3 separate regions of the Homo sapiens genome follow, and all the other regions are linked to region 2. The links are chromatin contacts, found by Hi-C or POLR2A ChIA-PET in ENCODE. All regions are on one chromosome and are shown on one strand. The core of a region is the stretch at or near the end of the contact, and the rest is flanking DNA. Distances in the headings are between cores, read along the strand shown. Region 1 overlaps PEX5L (peroxisomal biogenesis factor 5 like). Region 2 has its middle 150 kb from the start of LINC02053. Region 3 holds the start of CCDC39 (coiled-coil domain 39 molecular ruler complex subunit).

Region 1 (4,589 bases), core at 252-2,751, 460 kb after region 2:
TTTATAAGGTATATGTAATTATAACCCATGAGAGGAAAAGCCAAAACCATTCAAATGGCACTTTAAGATAACTGTGCTTTCATAGAGTTTTGTTTTAAAACGGTATAATCTAAAATGATGTTTGGGGAGTGTGTAAGAGTCTTTGGGGAGTGTGTAACTCTCCCAGCCTTGGGAAGGAGAGTTACACACTCCCCAAACATTTTTAAACCTTAAGACCCTAATATACCTCCACCCCCAGCAAATTTGAAGACAATGTGTGTAATGAGAGGTTTCTGCTTGTGTGTATTACTCTTATAACAGTGTGAGAGTTATTGTTCTTATGAGTATACAGAGAAAAATTTGCTGTGTTAAAAACTTTAATTCTAGATATAAAAACATAAGCTATCTGCTTGAAGATGTTCTTCATATTATTTACAATAGCAAACAATTGCAACCAACTTAAAGCAATAAGGGAATTGTTGAGTAAATAATGGAATAGCCATTCAACAAAATCCAAATTAAAAATTACAAGGATTTTGTAAAAACATGAAAAAGGGCTTAAGGTACGATGAAATGTATAAATGTAGACTATAAAATTATGTCTACATTATGATTGTGTTATATGTTTTGTGCATTTTAACAGTGATTACCTTAGAGGAATGAACACATCATGGGAGATTTTGTTTGTTTTGCTTTTCCTAGTTCCTAAATCTCCTGTGAATTCTTCTAGTAAGTGACTTTCATTCATACAAGCTAAGTTAATATTGTACATCTTGAGATTCCTTATTGTAAATTTCATTTAGCTACATTTCTGGGTTATATTTCCACCCCTTTTCCTCACAATCGTATAATTTTATATATTTATCCTTTGGTTTTAAGATACCTAATATAACGAAATCTCAGAAATTCAGAGGTTTCCATCGCACTGGGTTATAGGAAAGGATAAATACTGAACGAATTTGGAAATAATGACAGAGGATCTTGAGCCAGGTGTCACAAGAGAGTTTGAATGAAGAAATGCATACAATATTTTTCCCTTTTATATAGCGCTCACATATGAGACAGCTTGCTCTGCATAGGGGATCCATCACAGGTCAACAAACCAACTGAAGCACATGAGTAATTCTGCTTCATCTTGCAATGTTAACATCAGTTGTCTTTCGTAGGCATGGCAGTTCCTCGGGATAACCCAGGCGGAGAATGAAAATGAACAAGCAGCTATTGTCGCCCTCCAGAGGTAAAGGAAGCTAAGTGCAAAATCATGGGCCTGGTGGATACTTGTTAATGAACTTCCTGTTTCAGATTTGTCTTTTGATCTTTACTGAAGTACAGTGTAAAGAATTTGTAAAGGATAAGTGCTGAGATACCGCATATCACTCACACTTAGCTCTGAAAAACAACTTAGAATGAAGTCATGTTCCTAACAATGTCTTACTATCTACAAATCAATGGACATTCACTGGCACCAGAGAAAGCCTGTGTTAAACCCAGTCATAAAGTAGACTCATTGAATAAATAGTTCCTTTTAACGTTTTAGCCTTCTGAAACATCTGAAAATATTCTTCAAAAAAAATAAGTGGAGTACTGACTAATGGTCTGGATGACGTTGGAGCAGGAGGGATGGGAACAGTGGGTGTGTGTAATATTACACCCTACTTGACTAGAGCTCCTATTTAAACCCTGGAAAAGTAGCCTCTGCCAAATAGACTTCCACTTTCCCTACCTTTTATTTTGAGTGCCTTTAATATAGTGCTATAGGAAGAGAATATATATGTGTGCGTATACATATGCACACACACACACACACACACACACACACATACATTCCATATGTTATATGTATGGTGTTTATATGAATGTACATACATAATGTATGTGTATAAATCCTATAGCTTTGGAATATCAGATTGTAAGAATTCTAGACTCTTGCAATTCTAGGGCTTTACAATCTTGGAATCCTAGATTTCAAGATTCTGTTGGTATTTGATGAAGTAACGGTGCCTGGGGTGTGGCCCTGCGTTCAGAGCCTTTTCCTACAGATGAGAGAATTGGGGATCAGGAAAGGTCAAGGTCACACAGAGAGTATGTAACAGAGACAGAACTTGAACCCTCATCTCCCAACTCCACATCTGGAGCTCTGAGTCAGTGGTTCTTAACCCTGTATACACATGCACATTAGAATCGTTTGGAGGGGAAAAATAATGCCCAAGCACAGCCCAGAGATGATCATTTAATTGATCAGGGCTGGGAACCAAGCAGCAATAGTTTTAAAACTCCCAGGTGTTTGTAATGTGCATCCAGAATTAAGAACCTCTCTACCCAGTGCTGATAATCTGGGAGATTAGGCCCACCACAGAGTGGTATTATGTCCTGCCTAGGGCTTGCTCCTCAGAGTCTTATCCAGAGACCTCATCATCACCTGAGAACTTGTCAAACCTGCACAATCCCAGGCCCACCCCAGTAGACCTACTGGATGAGAATGAAGATTTTATAAGACACCCCAGATGATTCACATGCACTTCAGTTTGAAAATCCCTTGCTAGAGGCCAGTGGAATAGAATGAGGGGGAGTAGCTTTAGCCTGTGTCTCCTGTAAACCCACATCAGTAGTTCTGAAAACACAGGAATTTCCCTCTCCTTTGCAAAAGACTGTAAAATCTTTCATATCTAGATGTCTACATTCAAGTCAGTTCTCTTTGGGGATAATAGATATTTAATATATTGGTAGTAGAGGCCAGGTGTGGTGGCTTACACCTGTAATCCCAGCATTTTGGGAGGCTGAGACAGGCGGGTCACTTGAGGTCAGGAGTTTGAGACCAGCCTGGCCAACATGGAAACCCTGTCTCTACTAAAAATACAAAATTAGCTGGGTGTGGTGGGCATCTGTAATCCCAGCTATTCGGACGCTGAGGCAGGAAAATCGCTTGAGTCCAGGTGGCAGAGGTTGCAGTGAGCCAAGATCACACCACTGCACTCCAGCTTCAGTGACAGAGTGAGACTCTGTCTAAAAAAAAAAAAAAAAAAAAAAAAAAAAAAGCAGCATTAAAATAATGATATCCCCTATTTCTCATGAGATCTCATTAGATTAAGCACTAATAAATCATGTGCAGGGATAAGCCACATAGTTTTAAAGCTACTTATTAAAATTACCAAACCTAGCAATCATTAGGGTAAGTTTTAACTTTCTTAAAAATATGCTGAGGTCTCCATTTTTATGTGGATAAATATGGTGCTTTCCAGGAACTTGACATAAGCAAGCTTACCAATGCTTTTGCAGTATTTAGTTAATAAAGACCCCCCACATTTTCTGAAGAACTGTTAGATTGTGGCTCAAAAAAAAATCTGAAATTGGCTTCTTTTTTTTTTTCAGGTGCTTAGAATTACAGCCCAACAACTTAAAAGCTTTGATGGCCTTGGCTGTGAGTTATACTAACACTGGCCATCAGCAGGATGCCTGTGACGCTCTGAAGAATTGGATTAAGCAAAATCCAAAGTACAAATACCTTGTGAAAAGCAAGAAGGGATCTCCAGGCCTCACCCGGCGGATGTCTAAGTCCCCAGTTGATAGGTATCCTTCTCGTTATATTACAGCTGGCAGTAAACACCCATATATACAATGAATCACCTAAAGGGCAACTAATGAGCCTCACACCCTAGACACCACCCACTCCAGAATGGTTTGCAGGACAGTATTCTGCTGGAGGAGCATCACTCGTTAGAAAGATTAATGCTTAGACCAGGGCCAACCTTCGGGCACATGATCTACATTGTGGGCACTCACAGACATTTATCTGAGTGCCACATTTTAAAGTCAAATGCTTTGGACACAGAATTCACCCAAGGTGAAGTATAATAAATACCAATGCTCCAAGTTTTATCCAGCCTGAGAATTAGGAATGGGGAAAATGAAAGTCTCGTCTTCTAGAAATTTTGTTTTCTTTTTTTTTTTTTTTTTTTTTTTTTTTGAGGCGGAATCTCACTCTGTCGCCCAGGCTGGAGTGCAGTGGCACAATCTCGGCTCACTGCAAGCTCCGCCTCCCGGGTTCACGCCATTCTCCTGCCTCAGCCTCCCGAGCAGCTGGGACTACAAGGGCCCGCCAACACGCCCGGCTAATTTTTTGTATTTTTAGTAGAGACGGGGTTTCACCTTAGCCAGGATGGTCTTGATTCCCTGACCTCGTGATCCGCCCGCCTCGGCCTCCCAAAGTGCTGGGATTACAGGCGTGAGCCACCACGCCCGGCCTAGAAATTTTGTTTTCTATCAGCAATAAATCCTTATGTTAAATCCTTATTCACTGAGGCCTTGGGAAACTTAGCTGTGGGGTTTTCCACATTGGCACTCATAGAGTCAACAGAACTCGCCTCGTGAAGACCTTACTTAGCACAGTCTGTATCCGTGTACAACAAAATAGTTCATGAAATTCAACCATATTTTAAAACATTCAGCATTAATAGTCCTCTCATTGAGTTAAGGTATTTTAAGCAAAATTTTCCAGTCTGTAACGAAGAGACTTCTTGAAATACAGTCAAGGGATTTAACAGTAAATCATTTATGTTCTGACTATTTGGATTACAAATCTAATTTTTTTTTTCTCTTGTAGCTCTGTTCTG
Region 2 (4,971 bases), core at 1,348-3,847:
CATGGTACTAGTACAAAAACAGACTCATAACCCAATGGGACAGAATATAAACCCAGAAATAGAGCTCCACACCTACAGCCATCTTATCTTTGACAAAGCTAACAAAAATAAACAATGGGGAAAGGATTTTGTGTTCAATAAACAGTACTGGGATAGCTAGCCATATGAAGAAGAATGCAGCTGGACTCCTACCTTTCACCATATACAAAAATTAACTCAAAATGAATTAAAGACGTAAATGTAAGACTTCAAACTCTAAGAATCCTAGAAGAAAATCTAGGAGACATCATTTTGGACATTGGTCTTGGTAAAGAATTTATGACTTAGTTCTCAAAAGCAATTTTCAACAAAAACAAAAACAGAAAAGTGAGACCTAAGTAAACTAAAGTACTTCTGCACAGCAAAAGAAACTATCAACAGAATAAATAGCCTAAAAAATGGGAGAAAATATTCACAAATTATGCATCTGACAAAAGTCTAATATCCAGAATCTATACTAAAAGAATTCAACAAGCAAAAATAAATAACTCCATTAAAAATAGGCAAGACATGAACAGACACTTCTCAATAGGAGATATACAAGTGGCCAAAAAACATATGAAAAAAATGCTCCACCTCACTAATCATCAGAGTAATAAATCAAAACCACAATGAGAAATCATTCTAACAACCAGTCAGAATGGCTGTTATTAAAAATCAAAAAACAATAGACATGGATAAAAGGAAACACTTATCCACTGTTGGTGGGAATTTAAATTAGTTCAGCCACTGTGGAAAGCAATTTGGCGATTTCTCAAGGGACTTAAGACAGAACTACCATTCAACCTAGAAATCCCGTTACTGTGTATCCATCCAAAAGAACACTCATATGTTCATCGCAACACTATTCACAATAGCAAAAACATGGAATTAACCTAGGTACCCATCAAAGGAGAATTGGATAAGGCTCTTCCTTTATAGACGCTTTATTTTAAGGGGATGAATAATACTTTGTTGAGTGAATATTTCTTAGTTTACTTAGGCAGTCCTCTAATAACCACTGAAGTTGTTTCAAAGGTTTAAGTATTATCACATAGCAAACATCTTTATATCCAGTAATCTCTGAAAAAAAATCTCTGATTTTAATTTTAGATGAATACCTAGAAGTAGAATTCTTTGTTTTCTTTTGTAAAAAGCTATAAATTCTTTGAGCCTCTTTGTGTATAGTCCCAAATTAGTTTCCAGAAAAGTTGTACCAAAATAGTCTTACACCAGTGTTAGAGAAGAGTAACTCTCTCAACATACTGTCACCAGCATTAAATATTAATTTTCAATCAATTTTGTTATTTAATGTAAAGAACATATAATCTTTTTGACTTATCAAAAGGAAAATTACTTTCTGTTCATATGAATAGCAGCCTGCTGGTCAGCAAGTTTTGTGAGCCCCTGCAGAGACAGCCTAGAAGTCAATTATCAATATTCACCATTGGAAATCTTGCCTTCGATCAATATATTTGGAAGAAATGTGCTATCACGCATGTTATGTGATACAGACTTTATTAAACTTGTTCTCATTTTTTAAAAAGCTTTATTCTGAACTGAAGGATAATAATGAGCATTGACTTTAGACGTGGTCTTTTATTTTAGATGTAGCTGTGCATTTTATGACTGTCTTAAATTCACTCAATGCTTCTTTCTTGAGAGCATTCATTCGATATTTAAGAAACATTTACTGCGTGTATACAGTGTTTTGGTATGTATTATTTAACATACATTTATTAAGTATCTATAGTATTCTATGATAAACTAAGTGTTGAGGCACAGTGGGAAAGAAAACAGTTCTTGTCCTAAAAGCTTAATCCTTGTACGTGATTTACAATAGCAAATTCAAATAGTCCAGATAATCTCAGCAATTGGAGAAAATTTCTGAAAATATATCTGCACATTATGAGAAATAGAAGTGAAAAATTCAACTTTCTGACTGCCAGCCAAGAGCTCAATCTACTTAAAAATAATTGTACATCAGGATATTTCAACTAATAATGTTTGTGTATCATACAATTACAATTAAATATATAGTATGTACATGTGACTTAGAAACCAACTAGTCTCTATTCTCTGTATAAAAATGGACAGAGAAAAGACTTTTCTTCATATGAAATATGTAGAATATTCATAAACTCTGTTTTATCTTTATACATTCTATAACTTAGTTTTTTTTTCAGAAGAGAGATTAGATTCTAGTTCAGAAAACACGACTCAGTGCTATCTGATGTTCATTTCTGTCTTTGAACTGCACTGTCAATGACACTTCAAAAGAAAACTGGACACAGGACTTGGCACATACTTTAAATGTCAACATTGAATCTCCCTGACAAGAAGGAAAACCCTCAGAATTTTCGACCAACAGACATAGACCATCCTGTTGCTGTACTTCTCAGTCTTGGTGACAGTTCTCCTATTTGTCTAGAGCTTTTTCTGTGTCAAGAACATGTCTTTCTTTATTAGGCATATCTGGATTTATAATTCTCTTCATGAAAACACTGCTTAGAAGCTATCTCCTGGCCACAAGATGTGCAGATAATATCACTTTCATTTTCTGCTCTCCCCTCACAGTGCTCTAAGAAGTTAGTTTCTCTTTTGAAAGATGGCTTACTGATTAGAATGGAGTCAGGACATGATTATAGAAAGACAGTCTAGTATATAGTTAGGCCATGTCAGGACAGTGACTGGATAGTGTTACAAACGTGAGGGAGCTTTATAGCTCTCCAGTCACCATGCTAGTGAGGAGCAAGTTAAGGAACCATTATCTGAATGTCTGAAATATCAAGGGCATGTTTCTCAACATGCTTCAGTAAAACAGCCAATAAATACATCCTTCTGTTTTTCTTAGCACTTTCCTGTTCTTAGAGGAGTAGGAGTACTTTTTGTGGAATATTGAAGAAAGAATAGTTTTATATGTCAGACAGACTTGGGTATCAGTCTTGATGCTACTAAGTAAGTATGCTGTCTTGGGCTTAAGCTCCCTAAACTTCCAATTCCTCACCTATAAAATTGGGGAAATACTTTTAAAGAAGTGAAGCATAACTCCTCACTTCTGAAGTGTGAATTGTGCATAGTGACTTCCTTCCAAAGAGTATAGTATAGAAAGAAGGAAAAACAAGTAACTACAGTGGAGAAAACTGACAAGCCTGACCCCAAGTTTAAGATTAACAATGATGCTCATGTTAATAGCATATATTCTTGATATCATGTGATGAGAATGGCATTTTTCTCCCTTCTCCCCAAAAAACCCCATAATCCCAGTCTTATGAGAAAAGTATCAGAAGAAAACAAACTGAAGGACATTCTGCAAAACACTCTAACCAATACTCCTAAGCATGGGAAAATCATAGCCATCTTTACTTGATGTGAAGATTAAAACATATGTTTTAATTATTACATTATTATTGGATAATTACATATCATTCAAAATATACATTCCCACCCCATTAACATCAGGTTTGGCCATGTGACTTGCTTTGACAAATAAAATGTGAGCAGAAATGAAGCGTGTCCCTTCTGAGCTTCTATCTTGTGGCTTTCATGCTCTATTTTTCCTCTAAAACCTCATTAAGAACTCTCAGACAGTCAACCCAGATCCTAGAATGTAGACAATTAACTGCTGAGTGGCAGTTGACCTGGAGTATATATGTAGCATGAAAGAGAAATCAATGTTTTTGTAAGCTACTGAGATGTTGAGGTCATCCTTTGATAGCGTAACTGAGCTTAAGCTGAGGACCTAGTTCTAATCAGGTAATGGAGTCCATACATTTTTACCTTCTGTTTCCCTCCGCTTCTTGCTCTTCCCCCATGTCCCCTCCACTTTCTTCTCTTTCCCCTTCCATCAACTTTTCCTTCTCAGATTATCTTATAATTTATAAGTATCTCCTTCCCACTAACTGCCTTTAGACTTTAGCATTCTAGCTCTTCTTACATTTGCTCTTAGTTGTTTACATCACTTAGATTTTTCTGGTGTTTTCAGCTAGAAGCATCCATGAGTGATTGAGGTTGAGATAACCTCCTTCTGCTATTCATCTGCCTTTCTTTTTACTCTTTCTACATTGGTTTCCTGATGAAATTGAATTAAAATTAAGATCCAGAACCCTTTGAATGGAAAAAGAAACCACTACAAGGGAAATTAAGGGTGTTTTTAAAGAGGTTAGGAGCTGATTATAAGCATGTAAGCCTCATACTTTCATTTTTTCTTTTAGCATCAGCCATCTCCTGAATCACTGCCCAGTTGCCAGATGCAAGTTTCTTTCTCCAAAGTAAGCCTGGCCAATTCAGCAATTCTTGTTGACTCATCCAGCCTTCTTGTTCACCCAGGACTTACTTAGGCATCCAAAATGAAATTAAATTTAGATTCCTTAATCCTGAGATATCTGTACCTGATAAATGATGCATAGGACATACAGACAGAAAGGATTCCTCTTAATTATGTTCAATTTTAATTTCACATGGATGCAATTTATATGGGAAAATATGATTAGGTTGACCCAGCATTCACAAAATCAAAATATCCAAGCAACCATCTTTACAGGAAACGAATATCCATAGCACACAACTAGAAGAATCTCTGATGGGGTGGTGCTGTCAGACAGTATCAGAAGGAGCTGGTGTTGTGAAGTTAGACACATTTCACATCAGTTTCAAGATTAATTCGGTGGCACAGATAGCAAGAGTTGCTCACTGTTATCAGGTAAGCACACACGATTTTTTTCTAGTCTCTGGTAAGAAAGATTGAAGGGGTTGATTTTCCTTCTCAATTTCAATCTTCAAATTTATATTGCCATCTAAGGAGGTCATTTATCTCTCTCATCTGAACACATAGGATATGTCTGCCCAGGAGGATTCTCTGGGCATCTGGGAGCAAAATATGAAGTTAGTCTGCAAGATAGCTGATTGTTCAGGAATAACCCATGAACTTCTTCCATGAAAAATCCTGATGGC
Region 3 (4,342 bases), core at 984-3,483, 410 kb before region 2:
TTGTTATCCTCAAATTCAGGAAATGGAATCTTTGAGAAATGAGACATGGGATTCTCAGAGCTTCAGTTGCTAGACTTCTTATGCCCGTGCGGTATAAGGGCATGGAACTTACCTATGTAACTGTTTCTGTAGGACGTATTCCTAGAAGTAAAATTAATGGAAAGATGAAAAAGACTCCACAGTCATGCATTTGGCAGCTACAGCTGACACTGAGAGGGGTGCTTCAACTCATTGGCACAGGTCGAGGCAGCTCAGTATTCATATTAAAAACTGGGATGGTAAATTAGGTAATTTTAAGATACATGGGTGATAATACCAATTATTTTATTTTTACTTTTTGCTGTATTAAAAGGTAATTAAATGTGATTGGTTTCCTTAGCTCTTGTGAAGGTATTTTCGTAGGTGAATAGTTTTGTTCCAATTGATGTTTCTGTGAGGGCTGATTGCTGGAAGTCTTGTTCTGCCATTTTCCTCCCCACCTTTGACCCAACACCAATAATTTTAGAAAGCAGCATTGCCACAACATATCCCAAGTATAAATAACTATGTACCATCTTAACATAAGCTGAATACTAACATTTTCATTAGTTGGAATGACTAAACTATTATAAAATAAGTAATGATCATTTATAAAGGATTAAATGTCATTATATCTAAAATTCCACTATTACATGCAGGTCAAATTTCTTCTACAAGTTGAGCCTTTCTCCCCAGCCTTTAATCATTGTAGAAAGGGGGAATAAAATGCTTTGCTAATTCTAGTCTTTAAAGGCACTAAGTCCACAAGATTAAGTTTATGGAAAACAATGTAGGCACAAAGAGACAAAGCTCCTACAGGAGGATTTCAGAACTATAGTGACAAACAAATCGACTGTAAAAAGACATTTTTAGGACAGTCGAAATATGAATCTGAAATGGTTATTAGATGATATTGAAGAATAGTTGATTTTTATAGGTGTGATAATGATATTGTGCTTATGTTAGATAACATTAACCACTCTTCTACCAATACATGCTCATGTATTTAGGGCTGTAATGTCATGATGTCTATGATTATTTTTTCACTTGAGCAAAAGATACAGATGATGCTAACATGGCAAAATATGAATGCTAAATCAAGGTGATGCATATATAGCAGTTATTTATACTCTGCTTTCTATTCCCATATACATTTAAAATATTTATAATAAAAGTTTAACAATGTCTAGGTAAAATAAAATTCGAAAGAGCAAAAAAAATTACAGATGATTATTGGATACGTAAAATTAATTCATGCACAGCATCCCTTCTTTAATCACTTTGCCTCAAGGAGCCTCGGTTTAACTTACCGAGAAAATGAAAGGATTAGATTAGTTGATTGTTTTGTCCTTTCCAGTTCTGAGATACTATACAAGAGAGACTATAACTCAAATGCCTACCCGTGCCAAGCAGGTAATTCAAATTAGTGAACTGGTAAAGTGCTTTGTTGGTCTAAAGGGGGCGCCTCTCCAGCGGAACATTGCCTTTTGATAATGGGGATTGTGTCACCTACCCTTTTTCAAGCAGAGGAAATACAGACGTTTATGCGAAATTCCACACTTTAAATGTTAGCAAACAAAAATGCAAAGAAAAATGCAAGTATGGGAGTGGTGCCGGAGGGACCACCACACCGCGCCACAAGTGTGCGGCCTCCGCGCGGTCCGCGTCTGTGATCGACTGGGACATCCGCGATGGGGCCGGTGAGTGCGGTGAGGAAGGCTGGCCGACTGAAACAGGCGACGATCAGAACATCCCAGTGATGCCAGAGAGAGAGTTGTTTCCAAACACCAGTTCACTTCGGTCTACTTTCACCTACTGTAGTAGCTGAAATCTACACAACACAGCAAACACACCTTGAAAAGAAACTTAGTTTATAATCCCTGTTGGCTCCCGTCTTCCCCCAGGCAATCGGAGGATCGTGTGGTTTACTTCCAGCCAGCTGCCCCGTGGTCCTCCAGCCAGCTCCGGGGGCCACAGTTTTCACACGCTCCGGGAGCGATCCGAGAGCCGCCTTTTCGTGGAAAGTTACGCTGCCGCCTGGCAACCCCCGGGAACGTCGGGAGGGGCAAGTTGCTGCTCATCCCTCAGTGCTCAAGGTAAGAAAAAGATTCTTCGGCCTGCAGGCAGGGAGTTCTCAACCGGAAGTTTCGCCTTCGGGCTGGAGCGTTTCCTGTTTGGTAACTAAGGACGCGGGAAGGTTGCTAGGGCTCCCCCGGCAATTGCCGCGGCACTGTGCAGGTGCCTGGGCTTGACGCGGGTGCTGCTCACCCGCTGTACAAGAAGGCGGATCTTTGCTCTGTATCTTCTCTATCCGTTTGCAGTCATGAGTAGCGAATTCCTGGCTGAGCTGCACTGGGAGGATGGGTTCGCCATCCCGGTGGCGAACGAGGAGAACAAGCTACTGGAAGATCAGGTGAGATCAATTGAAGCAGGCGGGAGGAAGCAGAGAGAGCCTGTTGGGGGCGTTTTCTGGTTGGCAGTACTACCCCAGCCCTTTTATTTCTCTCCTTTCCTAATCCTGTGCTTCCTCTAACACTCCCCCGCACCATCGCCCTCCTCCCTTACCCTCTCTGCCTATTTCAGTAATTGTTAAGCATTTAAAAATGCTATTAAAACCATAATTGACATTTAGGGTTATAAAGCTCGAATTATTACTCCCTTCCTCATGCCCACTCCTCTTACTTATTTCGTTCCTCCTGGCGAGAGAGGAAAGGCTGGTTCCGGCGCCCGCTTTTTCCTTGCTCAAAAATTAAAGAGCTACTTGGAAAAGAATTTCTGAGGTTTGCATAGCAACGGTTATTTGCGCACGTTTATAAATTAAACTCCAGAAGGTTCATATTTCTTTGTGAGTTTTTGTCTGTAATGTTTAAAGCTGAAAGTGACTTGAGATGTTTTCAAGAGGAACAGCCCGGTAAGAATGAAATGTGCGGTTTACAGTTTTTCAAAGAGAAGATTGAGTTGTCACAGATTAACATAAGAAATTTTACGTTGCAAGGACGAACTTACACTAACTACAATTCATAGCAGTTGTTAAAAAAAAAAAAATTGCAGGCCGGGCGCAGTGGCTCACACCTGTAATCCCAGCACTTTGGGAGGCTGAGGCGGAGGAACCCTAAAAGCCAGGAGTAAAACAAGCTTGAACAACAAAGCGAGACCCCCCACAAACCCCTCCCACCGCGTCTCTACGAAAAAATAAAAAAATAAAAAATTGCAACCGGGTCAGCAAATTTTGAAAAACTTTGGTGGTGATATGTTGTGTAGAAGAAGGTCCAAGAATAACAGATGATGCTTACACAACTTTGTAAAACGGAACAGAAAGTTTTCTCAGCTCTAAAAAAGGAAAATGAAAATCCTGTTACTCTACCTTTTGAAAACAATGGAAATGCTTTTTAACACGTTCTGACCTATTTACTCATGTGTAATTTAGAAGACTGCAATTTTTCCCCAAAGGAGGGCAATATTAGGAAATGTAAGGGATCTAGCACTGAGTACCGAGGAATTAATACTAAGTATCCAGCCCTGGGTTCAGATCCTACTTACCAACCCTAATCCTGCTTCTTTTTTTGTAAAGCGGAGATGGAGATGAACAAACTAATTACTTCGCGGGCTCTAGGGACATAATATGGGTTAAGGTTCCATCCAAATTTTAGGTTTTAGTATTCTTGCCATAATATGTGTCACACAGGATTTTTATGTACATATTAAGTATATTAGCTCTTTTAAAAAAGTATAGAGCCATATAAAGAAGAAAAATGAGCACCACAATTGCATTAAATTAAATTGCTTTTTAAACTCTGACATTTAAAAAGCAACTCCTGTAAATTTAAGATATTCAAACAGAATAGAAGGGTATGAGATAAAAACATAAGGTATTTCCTCTCCAAAGTGTCCACTGTACTGTAGAAATGATTACCATGGCATTAAACACACATTTCAGACATCTTGGTATACAGATATACAGAAAGAAGAGAAAAATGAGTATTATAATGGAATTATATATATGCGGTATTTAACACAAAATATTTATTTTAGTATTTGAGAGAAGAAAAAGCAGTTGTTGAATTTCAGGTAAATATTACTTGATCACAAGAGGTGCTGATTGCTAAAAAAATTCCTCTAAGTTAAGAAAAAATTAAATGGTTAATGTTTCTAAGAACTCTATATTTCAAATATAGATTACTGAATGTCTCTGATTTTAAAGAATAAGTTAGCACTCTTACACATTTTCCCACCTCCTTTTCCCCTATTAAAAATAATGGTTTTATCATTTTTAATATTATCAAGTTTTATTTGCATTTGATTCAATGCCCTTAATTTATCACAA

Evidence for each region. Hi-C counts contacts between places; a loop is a spot of excess contacts on that map. ChIA-PET counts read pairs that join two places held with the same protein, here RNA polymerase II (POLR2A). Pooled maps may share reads with other maps.
Region 1: a map with no recorded cell type shows a loop between it and region 2 (3-fold over the local background). The contact joins two enhancer-like sites. A Hi-C loop is called at or near these places in 1 of 168 maps with a recorded cell type or tissue (PC-3), 6 of 37 single-sample maps with no recorded cell type and 3 of 50 pooled maps. POLR2A ChIA-PET finds 5 or more read pairs at or near these places in 1 of 52 experiments (OCI-LY7).
Region 3: a pooled map shows a loop between it and region 2 (4-fold over the local background). The contact joins the promoter of CCDC39 here to the enhancer-like site in region 2. A Hi-C loop is called at or near these places in 3 of 37 single-sample maps with no recorded cell type and 3 of 50 pooled maps. POLR2A ChIA-PET finds 5 or more read pairs at or near these places in 1 of 52 experiments (PC-9).

Annotation. Positions count from the first base shown.
Region 1 is chr3:179,808,428-179,813,016 of GRCh38, reverse strand. PEX5L (peroxisomal biogenesis factor 5 like) reads left to right here. Exons shown (of 15, transcript NM_016559.3): 11 at 1,146-1,216; 12 at 3,349-3,546; 13 at 4,580-4,589. Among named protein-coding and RNA genes, the nearest start is that of PEX5L-AS2, 87 kb to the left of the region's middle. RefSeq lists an enhancer at 1,356-1,405. Within about 2 kb of position 1,501, at least 3 of the 41 ENCODE cell types and tissues checked have a DNase peak (open chromatin) inside an H3K27ac peak, as active enhancers do.
Region 2 is chr3:180,265,022-180,269,992 of GRCh38, reverse strand. No RefSeq gene overlaps it. Among named protein-coding and RNA genes, the nearest start is that of LINC02053, 150 kb to the left of the region's middle. Within about 2 kb of position 2,597, at least 2 of the 41 ENCODE cell types and tissues checked have a DNase peak (open chromatin) inside an H3K27ac peak, as active enhancers do.
Region 3 is chr3:180,677,380-180,681,721 of GRCh38, reverse strand. CCDC39 (coiled-coil domain 39 molecular ruler complex subunit) reads left to right here and starts at 2,233. Exons shown (of 20, transcript NM_181426.2): 1 at 2,233-2,431. The coding sequence starts at 2,342. CCDC39-AS1 (CCDC39 antisense RNA 1) reads right to left here and starts at 1,641. Exons shown (of 2, transcript NR_046725.1): 1 at 1,532-1,641. RefSeq lists enhancers at 1,732-1,781, 1,862-1,961.